2 separate regions of the Homo sapiens genome follow, and region 1 is linked to region 2. A link is a contact called in ENCODE Hi-C or POLR2A ChIA-PET data. All regions are on one chromosome and are shown on one strand. The core of a region is the stretch at or near the end of the contact, and the rest is flanking DNA. Distances in the headings are between cores, read along the strand shown. Region 1 overlaps RBMS3 (RNA binding motif single stranded interacting protein 3). Region 2 overlaps RBMS3 (RNA binding motif single stranded interacting protein 3).

Evidence for each region. Hi-C counts contacts between places; a loop is a spot of excess contacts on that map. ChIA-PET counts read pairs that join two places held with the same protein, here RNA polymerase II (POLR2A).
Region 1: a map of PC-3 shows a loop between it and region 2 (4-fold over the local background). The contact joins two enhancer-like sites. A Hi-C loop is called at or near these places in 2 of 168 maps with a recorded cell type or tissue (IMR-90 and PC-3). POLR2A ChIA-PET finds 5 or more read pairs at or near these places in 4 of 52 experiments (H1, OCI-LY7, SK-N-SH and 1 more).

The regions. Positions count from the first base shown.
Region 1 is chr3:29,522,371-29,527,182 of GRCh38, reverse strand. The region is part of intron 3 of RBMS3 (RNA binding motif single stranded interacting protein 3); the gene reads right to left. Among named protein-coding and RNA genes, the nearest start is that of RBMS3-AS2, 120 kb to the left of the region's middle. Within about 2 kb of position 1,747, at least 14 of the 41 ENCODE cell types and tissues checked have a DNase peak (open chromatin) inside an H3K27ac peak, as active enhancers do.
Region 2 is chr3:29,484,363-29,488,845 of GRCh38, reverse strand. It overlaps RBMS3 (RNA binding motif single stranded interacting protein 3), which reads right to left. Exons shown (of 15, transcript NM_001003793.3): 3 at 347-405. Among named protein-coding and RNA genes, the nearest start is that of RBMS3-AS2, 160 kb to the left of the region's middle. Within about 2 kb of position 2,575, at least 2 of the 41 ENCODE cell types and tissues checked have a DNase peak (open chromatin) inside an H3K27ac peak, as active enhancers do.

The DNA of each region.
Region 1 (4,812 bases), core at 498-2,997, 39 kb before region 2:
TACTCTACCTAACAATCACGTCTGAAACCCTATTGTCACTCGTTGGGTCCTCCTAGATATCATGGCCTGGTAGACACCAAGAGAACGCTTTTAAATATTTCAGAATCAGCACAGTAGATCTCTGTTCTACAATTTTAAATAGCCCCTGCACTTTTTTACAACACATATAATAAACTGACAAGTTGGTAACTAGAGTCCATTAATAAAATAGGAATGGTCACGTTGAAAAGTTTGGAAGCCAGGCAAAGCAGAGAATGGCTGAAAATAAATGCTTAGCATGAAAAGAGATAAAGGGAGGGGTGAGGGAAGAGTAAGCAACAGGCAATGAAAGAGACATGAGAGAGAAAGAGAAAGAGAGGGAGGAATTGGAGGTGAGGAGTTGGGAAACGTTATCTATCTTTAAATATTAGATGGGTCATATTAGACTTATTCCATTTGCTCTAAAGAGATGAAATAAAGACTAAGTGTAGAAATTATAAGTAGGCAGAGTTTAGCTGTCCAGCAAATTTTACACCAGTGGCATCTCTATTATTGGGAGTATTAAAAAGAGGCTCTAAAATCCCTCTCAGAATTGCTTAGAAGACCAGATGTGGGCCAGATCACTGCTTCTCAAACTTTTTTTTTTTTTTTTTTTTTTTTTTTTTTTTTTTTTTTTTTTTTTTGAGATGGAGTCTCGCTCTGTCGTCCAGGCTGGAGTGCAGTGGCGCGATCTCGGCTCACTGAAAGCTCTGCCTCCCGGGTTCACGCCATTCTCCTGCCTCAGCCTCCTGAGTAGCTGGGACTACAGGCACCCACCACCACGCCCGGCTAATTTTTTGTATTTTTTAGTAGAGACGGGGTTTCACCGTGTTAGCCAGGATGTTCTCGATCTCCTGACCTCGTGATCCACCTGCCTCGGCCTCCCAAAGTGCTGGGATTACAGGCGTGAGCCACCGCGCCCGACCCCTGCTTCTCAAACTTTACCTTGCTCGTGAAACAAGAAGGGATCTTATTAAAATTCAGATCTACATCAGCACTTATGGGCTGGAGCCTAAGATTGAGCATTTTCAACAAGCTCCCAGATGATGCCCAGGCTGTCCCTCTATAGACCACATTTTGAGCGGTTAGAGACTCCCTTAAGGTGCCTTCTCACTGGAAATATTAAAGTATTTCCTCAGGTAGGTAGTAGAACAAAAGAAGTGAAGGAAATCACAAGAGTCAGCGACACTACATGCTTAAATTTCATTGATAAAATGGCTAAACCATCCTGTCTTTTTAGAGGCAGAAAATCGCTGGAAAACAACACTTCAGAGATAATAGCATAAGCACTGAGATAATGATACTAAAATGCCCTCAAAGAAAATTGGCAGCAGTTCCAGATTCATACCCAGTGTAGACAACTGTGAGGAGCTTGAAACTGAATGTAACCCCTAATACTGAAATTGAACCCTGCTAGCTAATAGCATGTTCACACAAGCCTGTGTTTAGGGAACAAAGATTGAAGATTGAAGAACTCAATGAGACAAGGATCTGAATATATTGTACTATTGAGCCATAGTGGGAGTGGAATTACAAACCAATACACTGAGCTTTTCTGTGTTCCTATTGACCTTTGGACTCAAGGAAACCCAAAAAGGAAAGAGAACTGGCATCTGAGTTGCATACCATGCTACTTTTAATAAGCTGCAAGATTTGCTGCCCTTGAAAACACTGCTCCCTATTCTGTGCAAACAGCTTGATGGAGGGCCAGCTGAAGGGATGTCACTCGGTCAACAGGAAGTGAGTGTGGACAAAAGGTCCAAGTTTAGGAATGCCTCTCTGGATTTTATTTTGATACAGAGCCTAGTCAAACTTGGTTCTTGTGGCCAGAGCCAGAATAAAAAAATGTGCTCACAGGCTAACCATGGCCTTTTTATTTTTATTTTTTCATTTTTAAAGGCATAGTCCCTAATAACACAATCATATGCAGAACCCAACTAGAAGAAAGCTGGAATACAAGAGAGGGGCATGAATTTCTTAAATGTTCTTTCCCAGTTACATTTAAAATGTTTGTTAATGTTTTTCCTCACTAAAGGAAAAAAAGGTAAATGTATTTCAGATGCTTTACTTTGCTCTCTGTGGCCTGAAGAGGTCTTTTTTCTCTTTCTTTAGAGACAACGTCTTACTCCGCAGCCCAGACTAGAGTGCGGTCCCATGATCATAGCTCACCGCACCCTAGAACTCCTGGGCTCAAGCAATCCTGCCTTAGCCCCCTGAACAACTGGGACCACAGATGCATGCCACCACCATGCCAGCTAATTAAAAAAAATTTTTTTTAGAGACAATGTCTCACTATGTTCTCCTGGCTAGTCCAAAACTGCTAGGCTCAAGCAACCCACCCACCTCAGCCTCCCAAAGTGCTGGGATTACAGCATTAACCACCACACCCAGCCTCTCAAGAGGTCATTTTTTCAGAATGTAGGCTGGTCGTGATGGCTCATGCCTGTAATCCCAGCACTTTGTGAGGCCAAGGAGGGCAGATCACCTGAGCTCAGGAGTTCAAGACCAGCCTGGCCAACATTGCGAAACCCTGCCTCTACTAAAAAAAATAAATAAATAAAATGCAAAAGTTGGCTGGGCGCAGTGGTTCGCACCTGTAATCCCAGCTATTCAGGAGGCTGAGGCAGGAGAATAGCTTGAAACCGGGAGGCGGAGATTGTGGTAAACCGAGATCGCACCACTGCGCTCCAGCCTGGGAGACAGAGCAAAACTCCGTCTCCAAAAAAAAAAAAAAAAAAAAAAAAAAAAATGTAAAGGGAGTCACTCATATCTTCCAGGTTAAAGTGTTTTATGAAATCAGTGTACAGTGTGTACATAAAAAAGCATCATCAGTTCTCAGGCATCATAAGGAAAAGCTGCATTTCCCTCATCACAGCATGATTTCATGTTATGGGGTATTGAGTTTCACTGAAACCTCTGTAAGTTTTGTAGTTAGACAGATACCAGTTCAAATCCCCTTTCTGCGACTTACTGGTTGAGGTATATGAACCTGTTTCTTCATCTTGAAATTTGACATGGTAATAGTTGGAAAAAGAACTGGGTAACAAAAAAGGATACAAAGTAAGTGAATTGGAAAATTTTATCAGGAAGCTCATAGGGTTGTACTGGGCATTTAAAAGAGATTATGGGCTGGGCGCAGGGGCTCATACCCATAATCTCAGCACTTTTGGGAGGCTGAGCTAGAAGGATTGCTTGTGGCCAGGAGTTCAAGACCAGCCTGGGCAACATACGGGGACCTCATCTCTACAAAAAAAAATTTAAAATTAGCCTGGATTTGTGGCAAATTTCTGTAATCCCAGCTACTCAGGAGGCTGAGGTGGGAGGATTGCTTGAGCTGGACAGGTAGAGGCTGCAGTGAGCTATGATTATGTCACTGCACTCCAGCCCGGGCAACAAAGTGAGACCCTGTCTCAACTATTAAAAGGCAAAAAAGAAAAAAAGAGATCATCTATGTAAAACTTTCAAAGTCTAGTAAGCCATCAATAGCAGACTGACAACAGAAAGTAGCTGTTTAAAGACTGCTTGCCTCAATAATATTAAGGCTTCAAGAATCATAACTGGTTCTGTTCCTATCAATGAGAAGTATTTTTTGTTGCAGTATCACTTCCCTAGGTAACATTGGAGATGTCCAATGAAGATATCCAGGAAATAACCCTGGATATTTGACCCTGTGGATGCTGCTTTCCAGACTAAACATTCAGCTATGAAGGTGAAAAAGTATAAAAATGAACAGTCAGACTGGGAGGTAGGATTTTTGAAACATTAAAAACAAAAAAAAAGAACAGTTTGGAAAACACACCCAAGTGACTATAAAAATTTAAGATTCTAAGCAACTACAACATAATATTAAAATTAGAAAATCATTTTGTTCAAACAAGTATTTAATGAGCACCTGCTACGTCGTGCCCACTACTGGGTGCTCAGTGAGTTAGAAAGGTGAAGGAGACAAAAAAATCTTGAGAGGCAGTGGAGGGTAGTGGTTAGGAGAATCGACGCTGAAGCCAGGTAGTCTGGATTTGAATTCAGGTTTTGCTACTAACTGTGTGATATTGAAGAAAATGTTACTGTGCTTCAGTTTCCCCATCTGGAATATTGAGATAATAGTTTTTGTTACTTCACAAGGCTCTTGTAAGATTAATGAGGTTACTATATGAATGACACTCATAGCAGTGCTAGTAGATAATAAGTGACTGTGTGCTCAGCACTACTGTTACACCGACAATGCTGCAAAAGAGAAGTACTAAGTAAGGGTCATGGGAATTCTGCATTCAGAGGACCTCTAAATGACAGCTCCACAAAACAGCACCTCATGTGTGCTGGCCAACTCCCTGTTGGTCTATAGAACCAGTCTCATGCTCTGTATCCTGCAAATCTACCTTTTCCAGACTCCTTTGTCAACTAGATTCCAGTAGGATTGGCCAATGGGTAGTATTGGCAGACGAATAAAAGACTGAAGAAAAGGAGAAGTCAAGGTTTTTCTTTCTCCTACAGTGTTTCCTCCTGGTACCAACTCCCACCTGGCAGCCCTGTCATGGTTCTAGCTTTCATTAGATGGCTCCACCTTCTGACTTAATAGTAACCCCATCTCCTGCCACAATCCTCTAGACCTAGGATTGGTAGCAGCTTCCTGTAACCCCACTTCCTTCCACTATCCCTCGAAACCTAGATATTAGCCTGGTGCAGTGGCTCATGCCTGTAATACCAGCACTGTGGGAGGCAAAGGCGGGCCGATCACCTGAGGTCAGGAGTTTAGGACCAGCCTGGCCAACGTGATAAAACCCCGTCTCTACTAAA
Region 2 (4,483 bases), core at 1,326-3,825:
GAAGTTTTCCCCAGAGTTCCTCATTTTTATATAGGAAATCAATTTGCATCACTGATGATATCATTCACATCAGACACCCCAAAGTTGTTAGGAGGTAATTTAGTTTTATGCTGAAGCAATTTGATACTTGTTCTGATTTGTGATTTTCATTTTGTTTGTTAATGAAAAAAATGAATGAGCAATGTTACTAGAAATACAACTTATCAAAACATTGGCATCATTAAAGAGGTTTTCCATACTATGCATTGTGATCATTGTGCAGCTGGTACCTGGACCTCCACAATGGAAGAACCATTAATCAGATAGCATAGGCAAGATTTCAGGGTACGGATGCCCTTACACATACCTTTGCACTGATTTGTGTTTTTGTCAAGAATTGCCTTTGTAGATACAATTTTTCCATACCTGAAAGAGAGAGAGAGAAAAAAACCCATGTTATTGTAACCCATTGAAGACACTTAAAACACTCTAATGAACATCGGGGCACACACAACTGAGCATGCATAAACCAAGAAAACAAGCTCTGGATTCCCATTTCACACCTGGATGATGTCCTTTCACCAGTTCTTCTTTATAACTTAGGAATGTTCTTCCCTATGTAAGCAATGGGTTGAGCTTCAAAAATAAACTTGTCAGGCTGTCACAGGCAGCCAAAAGAGGATCACATGTGATTGTGATCACAGTAAATCGCACTCTGTGGATTCATGGAAGAAAGCATGGACCTTGGTGCTAGACTGAACAGGGTTTGCATCCAGCTCTGACTCTCACCTTGTGTTGTAACACTGCAGAGTTTAACCCAACTTCACTAAGACACAGTTTCTTCATCTGCAAAAATGAGAAGCTAAATATGTCAAATCTCCTAGTTCAATCAACATTTATGTCTTTGGGAATCCACTATATTAGGCTCCAGGAGCAATGTAATATAGTAGTTAAAAGAATATACGGAGACACCAAACTATCATGGTTCAAATCCTAATTTAGCCTGGGTATATTTGGTTGGCTAAGTAAGTAATATGTGCTTTTTGCATCATTTGATCATCTATAATAATATAAATACATTTATTTAAATAATGATTTGAATTATTTGTAATGATATAAATATTTTTGTAAGTATATAAGATGAGGATAATATTGTCTTCTTTATAGGCTTTTTGTGAAGGTAAAATGGGGTTTACCTAACGTGCTGAGGACAGTGGCCGACACAGAGTAAGTATTATTAATGTTAGCTCTTCTTCCAATGATGCTCTCCCTGCTATCAGCTATATAAAAATGTCTCCAGCCCTCGGCATTCTCTGAGAATGATGAGAAGTGGAAGGGGGTAAAGATTCTGTCCCCAAAGCTTCAAACATTACTACTTAGACTGTCAAAAAATTCCACTGAGAAAATTGACATGTAAAGTTATTTGCTAAAAGATAATTACATTTACAGTTTACATCGTTAGTTTTAAATGTTAGGGATTTCATTATGTTCTCACTCTACCTAGTTGTACAGATACTCACCTGTTCGAAGCTTTTTTGTTTGTTTCATATTATCAAAATGACTATTACCTCATGCCTATTACCACACGAGATTATTCCCTTTAAAAACTCCCAATCCTCCCTTTCCCATCTCCCCCAAAACACTCTTTTTGGAGCTCTATTTCACCCCAAGAGTCTCTCTGTTGGGAAAATAACCAGTAAAATAAAATCATATTTGAACAGTCTCTTTACTAGACAATGATTCATCGTACCTACAATCATACCCATTAACTAGCTGTAATGTTAGCTAGGTTTGAGCTATTAAGGTAAATAAATATTTGCAAAATTATATGTATCTTAGAGTAGAAAATAAGGGATAAGAGAAGAAAATGTCACTGCATCTTTTTTTTCCACACCAAGCACCATTAATACAATATGTGAGAAGTAAAAATCAGAAAAAGAAAGAAAAATTAGATCAGGTATAACTATCTTACACCAGGCACATAAACCCTTAAGACAAAAATCCTTCTTAATTGGTTTATAAAGGTGTTCCTGAAATTTTTATATAAGAACCTTCTAAACTGAAATTTAGCTCTGTCTTAAATATGAAATTAAACATTACTGTGTTTCATAGTGGATTTCATCTCACAACTGGACTGTTAACAATAGTCAATGGCATGCATATTGTCCTACTGTATCAATATTACAAGAATGTCCTCTACTGCATTAAATGTAGTATATGTAATCACTTTTACAGCAAAAAATGTTAAATGTTTTCTTATGGAAAGCATTTGTGAGTATTTTGACAAGTAACTTTTTTATAAACAAAGAAAAAGAATTTTATTTCTCAGAAATTATTACAATATTACTATCAATGGAAAATCACACACAGAGTCCAAAAAAGCAAACCATACTATTTCTTGATTTCCTTATTTCTAAACACTCTCTAGGCCAGACTTTCCGACAGCACAGAATCACAAAACAATGGAACACAACTCAGAGTACTTGACGCAACATCTACTATGACTGGAGTAACAGGAATTTCATTCCATGGCTCCGTTACAACATTCTGCATTAACAATTAATTTGCAAAGCTAGGATATGCTTTAAACAACAAGAGAAGGTACTTAATGGGCCACTGGTTACAGTTCATGTCTGAACTCTCAGGATGACAAACAGGTACTTTCTGCATGACTGGCTCTGTATTCTCTGTGATCTGCAAAGTCAACAACTGATGTAGATAAATAAGGTTTAGATTTTTTTTAAAGACGTAACCACCATAAACACGAGACCCACGAATGTAATATACCTATGAAATTATGCTTTTATCAAAGTATACTAGTAGATTAGAATGAAAACTACTCTGCAGATTAAAAGTACATGATTTTATACACTCCGAAGGAAAATAAAAATTTCTGAAGTAAAAAAGTATGCCTTCAGGTATATAACCTCATTTACTTACTCTTTCCCTTCTTAGGGTTTAGATCAAGACCTTATGTCTTCATAAAGTTCTTTCTTCAACTATGCCACCCACCATTGGAAGCAGAAATCTAATATTAGAGAAAATTATGTGACCAAATTGCTGAATAATGCCTGGAAATAGACACCTGAGCACAAGTCCCATGTGCCTCCTGACTCCAGAAGCTTTCAGACAAATCCAATTCACTTATCTATCCTTTCATTTCTTACAGCTAGAGGAGATAAAATACTATCCACAGTCTACTTCCTTGGGGGTTTGAACTTTTCAAGGGAAATAAATAAATGAAGTAAATATATTTTACACTATAGTTCTTTCTATGTGGGCCTTCTCTAGCCAAAGTAGGAACTCCCTAATACAGCATTGCAAAGATGCTTTTTGGCAACCCCATACCTACATATTCACCAACTATCCTGAGTGCTCATGTATTCTACAAATATAGCCAGGTCTCTAATGACATTTTCTTTATATTCAAATACAGCCAGGTCTCTAATGATATTTCTTATATTCTATTTTCTTTATATTCTAAAGAGTATGCTTTAAAAGAGTAGCTAGTCTACAGTAACTATTTGCTTATTACATTTTTGAGTTTTCATAATTTTATAAATGTATATATTGTCTATCAACTTTTTAAAACACTTTCACCCTAGCTTGTCAATACAATTTTCATATTTAATTTTTTAAGAGAAATAGCCAGTTCTTTTCTGGCATTTATTCTTAAACAGCATCTGAGTCAAACTATATTTGTTGATACACTTGATTATTCCACATACAAGCCTAATTTAAACTAATGGCATCTTTTATTTTCAAAGCTGAAGAGAAAATAGAGTTATTATGGGTCTACTCTTCATGAATTATGAAGACATCAAATTGGTGGGATCCTTCAATAAAGAATTTATTTTTAAACCCTTTTGCTGAATCACCCACTGTGTATATTAATTCAAAAAATACAGGCAGAGACTGAAAATAGAGTCTCCGCAGTCAATTAACTCTCAGCTAACTCATTTTTCACATGCCTTCTATATTGATACCAGACTAGAAAAAGGTATCACATTTATTTAATGGATGAAACATTAGCCTTTTAGCAAATGTGGTTGTTTGCCTACTTCTAGATGGCTCATTCATTCTTTGGCATTTGAGGATGGTAATGGAGCATATCTGTAGCTTTAGGGACCCAGTTGGAATGTTGTAGGGCTATCTCTCTGATGGAATACATCAGCCACGTTTCACCTACAAGTTTACAACCCATTTATATTCTGAAGTTTTAACAAGTTCAATCTACAAATGGGTCATCAAAGTCATGCATAATTGTTATGGACTGAATTTTGTCCCCTCAAAATTAATATGTTAAAATTGTAATCCTCACTACCTCAGAATGTGACTGTATTTGGAGACAGAGCCTTTAAAGAGGTAATTAAGGTAAAATAAGGTTATACGATAGGCCCGAATCCAATATGATTGTTGTCCTTATAAGCAGAGACAGGCACAAAAAGACCATATGAAGTCGTAGAGAGAAGGCAGCCATTTACAAGAAAAAGAGAAAGGCTTT